Regions from separate parts of the Homo sapiens genome. Here region 1 is linked to region 2. A link is a contact called in ENCODE Hi-C or POLR2A ChIA-PET data. All regions are on one chromosome and are shown on one strand. The core of a region is the stretch at or near the end of the contact, and the rest is flanking DNA. Distances in the headings are between cores, read along the strand shown. Region 1 overlaps ITPR1 (inositol 1,4,5-trisphosphate receptor type 1). Region 2 has its middle 7.4 kb from the start of SUMF1.

Evidence for each region. A loop is a pair of places that touch in the nucleus more often than their neighbours do. ChIA-PET counts read pairs that join two places held with the same protein, here RNA polymerase II (POLR2A). Pooled maps may share reads with other maps.
Region 1: a pooled map shows a loop between it and region 2 (4-fold over the local background). The contact joins two enhancer-like sites. A Hi-C loop is called at or near these places in 2 of 50 pooled maps. POLR2A ChIA-PET finds 5 or more read pairs at or near these places in 3 of 52 experiments (OCI-LY7, activated CD8-positive, alpha-beta T cell and activated T-cell).

What each region holds. Positions count from the first base shown.
Region 1 is chr3:4,832,933-4,837,123 of GRCh38, forward strand. It overlaps ITPR1 (inositol 1,4,5-trisphosphate receptor type 1), which reads left to right. Exons shown (of 62, transcript NM_001378452.1): 61 at 3,842-4,003. All of the region lies in intron 2 of LOC124906209 (a long non-coding RNA gene), which reads right to left. Among named protein-coding and RNA genes, the nearest start is that of EGOT, 83 kb to the left of the region's middle. RefSeq lists an enhancer at 1,741-2,010. Within about 2 kb of position 1,564, at least 2 of the 41 ENCODE cell types and tissues checked have a DNase peak (open chromatin) inside an H3K27ac peak, as active enhancers do.
Region 2 is chr3:4,472,615-4,476,784 of GRCh38, forward strand. No RefSeq gene overlaps it. Among named protein-coding and RNA genes, the nearest start is that of SUMF1, 7.4 kb to the left of the region's middle. RefSeq lists a silencer at 2,483-2,532. Within about 2 kb of position 2,262, at least 11 of the 41 ENCODE cell types and tissues checked have a DNase peak (open chromatin) inside an H3K27ac peak, as active enhancers do.

The DNA.
Region 1 (4,191 bases), core at 314-2,813, 360 kb after region 2:
CACACTCTTTAGACACTCACCCTTGGAGGTAGGGCCTCCGTGCAGCTCCACAGAGGCGAAGAACTATGCATTGAGACCTGGCCGGTGACCACAGTTCTTGGACTAAAGCAGCTTGAGAATAGAGACCTTGTCTTTCTCATCTTTAGATCCTCAGCGCTCAACCCCATGCAGGACACAGATATTGTAAAAGTTCAGTAAAAAGCTGTTGAATGGAGAAAGTCTGTGCATTTTGCATTTATTTGTTCAAAGACCCTTCTGAAATCATTGCCTAGAGGGCCAGGAGGTACATATGGCATGAAAGAAGGTGAGGAAAATTCTCATTTTAATCTGTAGTCATTTGGTCACTTGCTATTAGGAATGAGGGAGAGAAACTGTTCCTTAAACTTTCGGCTATGTGCAGACTCTTGCATTGGTTTTCTGGAGTCTTTCGAAGGCCTCATTAATGTGGACTCTGTTTGGAAATGTGTGTTTTCTATTTTTATAGAAGGTTTGCTAAGCAAATGAACATATGAAGGATTTGAAAGCCAGATTTTAGATGGATTCGCTAACATTTTAGGCAGTTTAGATTCATTTGCATGTCAGTAATAAGTGAGCTACAGGTGAGTTCCGACTGCTAGCAGTGAGGACTGTGAATGTCCATCCTCTCTCCTCTCCCCTGGTCTGGTAAGGCACGGCGGCCTTTCACAGAGTTCCTGCTTCCTTCTGTTTCCCTCTAGTCTTCAACAGTCCAAGCTGCTCCTGCCTGTCTGCCCTCATCCCCAGCTCCAGCCACACTGGAGCCTCACTGTGCCAGTGGCCTCTGTGAAATGCCCTCATGCTTGCCCAAGGGCTAACCTTCTTTAGGGCCAAGCCTTGCTTGAAGAGGATTTTAGCCAATCAATCAGTCACTGGTTGTTGGGTCTTACTTGGACACTACTCTCTCTACCGCTCCTAGATACAACATAGCCTGCATTATTCCTTAGTTAGTTTTTTATTTGTTTTCAGAGAGTCTTTCTGTCACCCAGGCTGTAGTGCGGTGGCACAATTATGACTCACTGCAGCTTCGACCTCCTGGGCTCAAACGATCCTCCTGCCCCAGCTTCCCGAGTGGCTAGGACTACAGGTGCCCACCACCACACCGAGCTAATTATTTTTATTTTTTATAGAGATGGAGTCTCACTCTATTGCCCAGGCCAGTCTCAAACTTCTGGCCTCATGCTATCCACCCACCTCGGCCTCCCAAAGCACTGGGATTACAGGCACCAGCCACCAGGACTGGCCTGTTAAAAAGAAAATCTAGATGGTCACTCTCCTTGACTAAATTGTAAGCACTTTGATGGCAGGAATTCTATCACATACTTAGGTATCAAAACTGTTTCTCCTTTGAGGGGGTCCAGGATGCAGTGACCATGTCTCTGTTGCTCACTGTAGTATCCTCAACATTGTTGTATCCAAAGTGGGACTTTGTATCTTTTTTCTTCAATTTGTTTTCCTCAATTGAGGTCAGTCTGCAAAAATAGGTAGCAGCCACCGTGAGTATCCAGGGCCTCGTGCTAAGTGATCTCTCTGCAGCTGTGCTTTGGTTTGTGGCTTCAGCAGCCCAGCCCACGTCATCCCTCCTCCCCTCGCCCTAGTGGGAGTGAGTGATCACCAGTGACCTGTCGCCTATGTGTGCCCTCTTCTGAAAAATGAGGTTTCCTCCTCAGAGTTGCATAGTCCTTGAACATGGGCTACTTCCTTGGTGGGAAGATGTGGCTGTGTCTGAAGGATTGACACAGGAGAGATGAGTACAGTCAACGATAGGCCACTGCAGCTGCACGGGAGAAAACTGGTTACAGGTGGGGAAGCACTTTGGGTTTCTCAGCTAGTCATCTCTGAAATGGAATATTTTTTAACGATCTTTTGCCCATTGCTCTGTGGTGGGAAATTGATGAATATAAGCTAATGTTAAGACACATGAATGAAGTGTTTATTCAGGGTATAGGAAGGTAGAGATTGCCATTTTTCTCCTCCAGCAGTCACGATAAGCAGCTCAGGCTTACTACTTAAGCATTTGTTATTAGGGTGCATGCAGAAGAAGAGTTGCATATCATTCTGTCCTTCCACAAGCTTTTATTAATATTGAATGTCTACTATGCTCTAGTCAGTATACTAAGGTGGTTCCTGCCTTCATAAAGCTCACAAACTAGTGACTGTGACCCTGCCCGCCCACCCACCAGTATCTTAAGCAAACACTCTATGACACCTTGTTGTCCATGTGGTATGACTGCTTGTGATATTTTTCATCTAGCTCTCTTATAGGGCTTCTATATTGCTAGATGGCCCTAGGTCAAGATACAGCTCAATGATCTCACTTGAGTTGTAATATTTAGACATGTCTCATGGAGTTTCATTATTTTAAATATATTGATGCCTTCTATTGTATACAGCAGAGGTGAGCAAACCCAGCCTGCTGCCCGCATTTGTAAATAAAGTTTTATTGGAACATGGACATACCCATTTATTTATTTACTGGTTGTTTGGGGGGTATAACGGAGTAGCTGAGTAGTTGTGACAGAGACCAGGTGGCCCACAAAGCTGAAAATATTGACACACAAAATGTCGCCGACCCCCACGGTGTACACAAAGCAACAATTATCCAGCATTCCGAGTGAGTGTGTGTGTGTGTGGGAGGGGGCTTGATTTGTTTTAGAAAGACCATTAAATGTATCCTTACAAGATAAAACTGGTCCAGGTGAGAATGACACCAGACATGTGGAATGAGTCAGTTTTCTTCCCCCTGTCTCATGCTAAGCTTTTCTTACTGTTCATTCCTGCCTCTCTGTACAGAACTTATGTATGCGGCATGCTCTTTGGGAGAAAGGCATATGTGGGCAGAAGGAAGTGAGGTGGGAGGAGGAGTTGTCCCATTCTGTTAACCAGTAGTGAGAAATACTGTTTACAGGCATAAGCTATAGACATCAAAAGGATGGGGATGGACGGGGGAGGAAACTGAATGGGCCTTTCTTAGGCTAGTTGCCAGCACCCATCAACCACTTCAGGCTGGAAGGAAAAGGAAACAAGAGGAGTGGTTTCTATAAGCTCATAAACGGGGACATTGACAGAAGAGCCTATTCCCCATTTTCAGCCTCTTAATGATCTCCTCACCCACGCAAACGCATACATGCACACGTATCTGTTAAGTGACAGAACACCTGGGACCTTAAAATTCACTTCACTTCAAGTGTTTGCAAAAGGTTTTCCCAGTATAATGCATTTTAAAATACACAGCATAATATGAGGCCCCTGGAGCAGTCAAATTCATGGAGACAGAAAATAGAATGGTGGTTGCCCGGGGCCGGCGGGAATGGGGTTAGTGTTTGATGGGGATGGAATTTCACTTGGGGAAGATAAAAAAATAGTTCTGGAAACAGATGATGGGGATGGTTGCACAGCAGTGTGAATGTACTTAATGCCACTAAACTGTATGCTTAAAATGGTTACAATGGTAAATTTTATGTTATGCATATTTTACCACAATTTTTTAAAAAAACCAAACTCATCAGCCATGTAATTTGCAAAGATCAGAGCAGCAGTGGCAGTATTCAGATTTGGAGATTAGGACTCTTGTTTAGAACCTATATTTCCCCTATATTTAAATTTAAAGTGGCTTCCTCTAAGAATTCAGAGTTCCATTGTATGCAATTAAAAAGATAGCTACTGAGCAATTAAAAAAATACACAGCACATAAGTTCTGCCATAGAAGGAGATAACCTAATGAGAGTTAGGAAACATGGCACGGTAAGCTGGCCTTTCTTGTTTTTACCTCTAGAAGTGACTCAGTCTTTTTTTTTTTTTTTTTTTTTTTTAATGTGGATTCTAGGAAAGAAACCTTGACTGGTTCCCCAGGATGAGAGCCATGTCATTGGTCAGCAGTGATTCTGAAGGAGAACAGAATGAGCTGAGAAACCTGCAGGAGAAGCTGGAGTCCACCATGAAACTTGTCACGAACCTTTCTGGCCAGCTGTCGGAATTAAAGGATCAGGTAAAGAAAGAAAATCCCAGCGCCTACCCTCCCATCACTATCCCCACCCACACCCACTATCACCACACCAAATCTGATGAGGAAAATCAGTAGTGCTTCATCTAGATGGAAAAGGGAGCCAGGCAACAGGGGACAAACCCACTCACTCCTCCAGTCTCCTCACCCCAATCCCCTTCACTGCCCTTTTC
Region 2 (4,170 bases), core at 1,012-3,511:
GGAATAGGAAGGAATCAGAAGGGAAAGCCTCCAAACTGAATACAAGTCCTACCTGTGGAAGGAGGGAGGCAGGAAGGAACATGGAGGAGGAAAAGCCTCTGAGTCTGGTACTGCACTGAGAAAGTCTAGTCCAGGTCAACCAGAAGTCCAGAGCAAAGGCTTCTTATTAGAGGAGTTATGCATTGAGCCAAAATGGTGAACCCTATTCTTCCCACCAGGTTCAATCATTTGTTGGAGCTGCCCAGGAAGAGCGTGGCCTCAGTTGGAACACTGGCCAATCCTACAAGAGCTCTGCTGTGGGCTCTCCATTGACTGTACACCTTGAGGCAGGTTCTGTCTTGAAGAGCAATCTCAGCACATACTCCCGGGCTGCCACACTGTGGCCAAGAAGGTCCTCCATGATCTAGCCCCTGCCTTCCTTTCTGATCTCTTCTTCCATCAAATTGTCCTTTGCTCACCATGCTCTGGCCATGGTATCCTTCTTACTGCTCCTGGAACACATCAAGCACAGCCCTACCTCAGGGTCTTTGTACTTGCTGTTCCTTCTACCTGCAATATCCTACTTTTTTCAAAGCTGGCTCTTTCTTGTCATGCAGGTCTCAGTACAAACCTTATCTCCTCAGAGGAACCTTCCCTGATTCTCAAATGCAAAATAACCCTTTCCCATTCTGCTCTTTTACCTCACCTCCTTTATTGTCTTTATAGCTCTTGTCACTATCTGAAATGATTTCTTTTGTTCCTCTGTCTCCCCATGGGGGCAGCTATAGCATCTTCAGGATTCAATGCTGTAACCTCAATGGCTAGAACAACACTTGGTATGTATAAGTGCTAAGTAAATATTTACTGAATGAATGAATATATCATCCAATGAATAAAAACCTTCATGGTCTTGGTCCAAGTAGAAACTTGCTGCCTGACAGTGTTATACTCACATAGACATTTGAAATGTGGCTTTCCATTTTTACATCCAGGAGGGTTATACTCACATAGACATTTGAAATGTGGCTTTCCATTTTTACATCCAGGAGGGCCTGCAAGATGGATATAATAGTACCCAAGGATTGTATGAAGATTCTCATTAATTCATTAGACAAGTGTTTATTGAGTGTCAACTAGTAGCCAAGCACTATTCCAGGCACTGAGAATACATCAGTGAAAAAAAAACAGAAAAGAATTCTTGCCCTTGTGAAAATGACATTAAATAACTTAAACCATGTGACATACAACATTGCTTGGTGCATAAGAATAGCTCAAGAGTTTTTAGTTATGATTATTTCTATTGTCAACCCATTTAATATCTAAACTGAGCATTTCAAAGTATTTTAAAAAAAAAAAAAAAGGACACCTTCCTCTATACTTAGAGAGTAAAAGAGAGAAGTCCAAATAATTAGAGGTAGAAAAAAATTTTTCATATGGTTCTTTCTTTGGACTGTCTTTGGAGCCCTTTATTGGTGAAATTATCTGATTGGAAAGCCTATTAATTTAGGCTTTTTAGTTTTACTAGTTTGCACTGTAGTTTGTGCTGTGGAGAAAGTTATGTACAGAGAATGTTTCGTTTTGGTTTGTTCATTTCCTCTTTTCTTTTTCTTTTTTTCTTTTTTTTTTTTTTTTGAGACGGAGTCTCGCTCTGTCGCCCAGGCTGGAGTGCAGTGGCGTGATCTCTGCTCACTGCAAGCTCCGCCTCCCGGGTTCACGCCATTCTCCTGCCTCAGCCTCCCGAGTAGCTGGGACTACAGGCGCCCGCCACCACGCCCGGCTAATTTTTGTATTTTTAGTAGAGATGGGGTTTCACCGTGTTAGCCAGGATGGTCTCGATTTCCTGACCTCGTGGTCCACCTGCCTCGGCCTCCCAGAGCGCTGGGATTACAGGCGTGAGCCACCGCGCCCCGCCCCCTTTTCTTTTTCAAATGCTTCTGGTCTTACTTTCCCCACTCCTTGAAAGCACTGGGGTGGGGGTGGAGGGCATGGGGAAAGACTTCCTTAAAGAAAATGCAAAGAAAAGATACATTTTAAGAATACACAGGACAGAAGCTGCAGACAACAGAAAGATTAGTTTCAGAAGGCACTGGCACATTGTGAAAAACAGAACCAGGAGTTGGCTTAGAGGCTGCAGCAGCTCTGGGACCTCAGCAGCGGACTTTCTTGAACTTCACTCTGCTGCTCTCCTGGTTCACTCCCCAGCTCTCCAAGGTCTGCTTTTCCCTGCACACTTATTTTTTCTCTTCCAGTTGGCTTGCCTTCCTCCCCCCTCCTCGTTGTCTTTTTGTCATTGTTGTTTTTGGCTTCACAGCTTCTGCTTAGTCACAGTTCCCGTTCCCAGCATGTTCCTGACCCTTCATGGCCTCAATGCTACTGCACAGCCTCATTCAGCATCACTGTTTCCCCATTCACCTGCCACAAAGGGGAAGCCTGGTTTGCCCAGCTCCTCTTTCTCTCACCACAAGACACCATAGACCAATAGGAAGCCTATGCTTTAGCTGCATTTGAGTCACGTAGCTATTTCTGGTCCAATCAGTTGCAATTGGGTCAGGCAAACCTGTAGCTTGCATCAGACTCACTTAGGGGCCTTCTTAAAGCAATGATTGCTGGGGATGCCACCATATTCAGTACGTCTTGGGTGGGACCCAAAAATTCACATTTCTGACAAGCTCCAAGATGATGCTAATCCATACATTTTGCAAACTACTGCGTTCACAAAATAAGCCACTAGTTCTACCCCTTACTACCTGTGCTGGGTGGGGCACTTTTCTCTTAGCAATGCTAGCAGCATTACAGGCATTGTGATGGACAACTCCAGTACAGCCTGTAATTATTCTCCTCCAAACTTACCGTTTGTCTTCCTGATGTTCCTGGGCAGTGGTGTTTGGAGAGAAGGGTGAGAAGTAGCCAGAACGGCACCAAAAGAAATTTAGAGCAAGTGAAAGATGCTTTATGTGCCTTTGGAAAGAGAGAGGAAGAAATAATAGAAGAAATCACAGTCATGAGTCTCTTTTAGAGCCTAGATATCACAATGTTTGAAGTCAGATAAAATGAGGGAGAAAAATGGTTCCCAACTTTTTCACAAATGAGAGCTCAATTGTAGAGAGGAGATATATATGTCTTTGTATATATATATATTTCAGATGTTCATTCAATAGCAGTTTTACGTTTAGGGTTCTTTTTTTTAGAAAATGGAATGTCAAGATGCTGCTGTGAGGCAGTCCATTAGCAAAGGAAACTGCATATTAAATCACATCAGAAGCACCTGTATATATTTGAAGGTACAAATATACATCACCTTTTCAGACCTCAGCTAGTGCTTAACATAGGAGTGAACTCTCAATCCTTGTAATTACTCTGTGGTTTCCCAGGGATGTGTGACTAAGGGGATCCCCTAAGGTGGCTTAGGGGTTCAGTGAGGAAGTAACTTCTTTCCAGGAAGACTTACTTCTACTTAGAGCAGTCTTGACTAGTGTAATACAAAGAGTCCTAGAGTTAGAGTCAAAGACTGGACTTTGGGTCCTGGAATTTATTTAGGGGACTTTAGGTTTAGTCACAAAGCTTCTGTAAGCCTGAGTTTCTTCTTCTTGCCTACTTCATAACAGTGCTCCATTGAAATCAAGTAGGCAGTTATAAGAAGGAAAATAAACACTAGATGAGATTATTATGGTATTACTTTGCTTATAAGACAAATTTCCATCCTAGTTTATGGTTCTGAAATCTAGACGTATTTTTTGAGCTATGGATGCCTATAATGTGGTAGTACTTCCTCTTCCCTAAAAAAAAAAATGTTTTTAAAGCAGAGGTTTATATTTTAGCAAATGGTCTTGGAACAAAGGAAAAATGGCTTTATATATTCCTCTAATTGATAAATAATATATGAATTCATTATCTCTTTTTTTCCTGTCTCACCTGTAAATATGCCACCTTACATGGTAAAAAGGACTTTGCAGATATGATTCAGTTAAGGTCCTTGAGATGGGGAGATAACCTGGATTATCCTGAAGGTCTCAACGTCATCACAAGAGTCCTTATAAGCAGGAGAACCCCTCCTGGCTGTGGTCAGCAAGATGCAACAATGTGGTCAGAAAGCATGGAACAATGGTCAGAAACATGCAACATTGTTGGTTTTGCACATGGAGGAAGGAAGCCAAGGGCCAAGGAATGTGGGTGGCTGTCACAAGCTGGGCA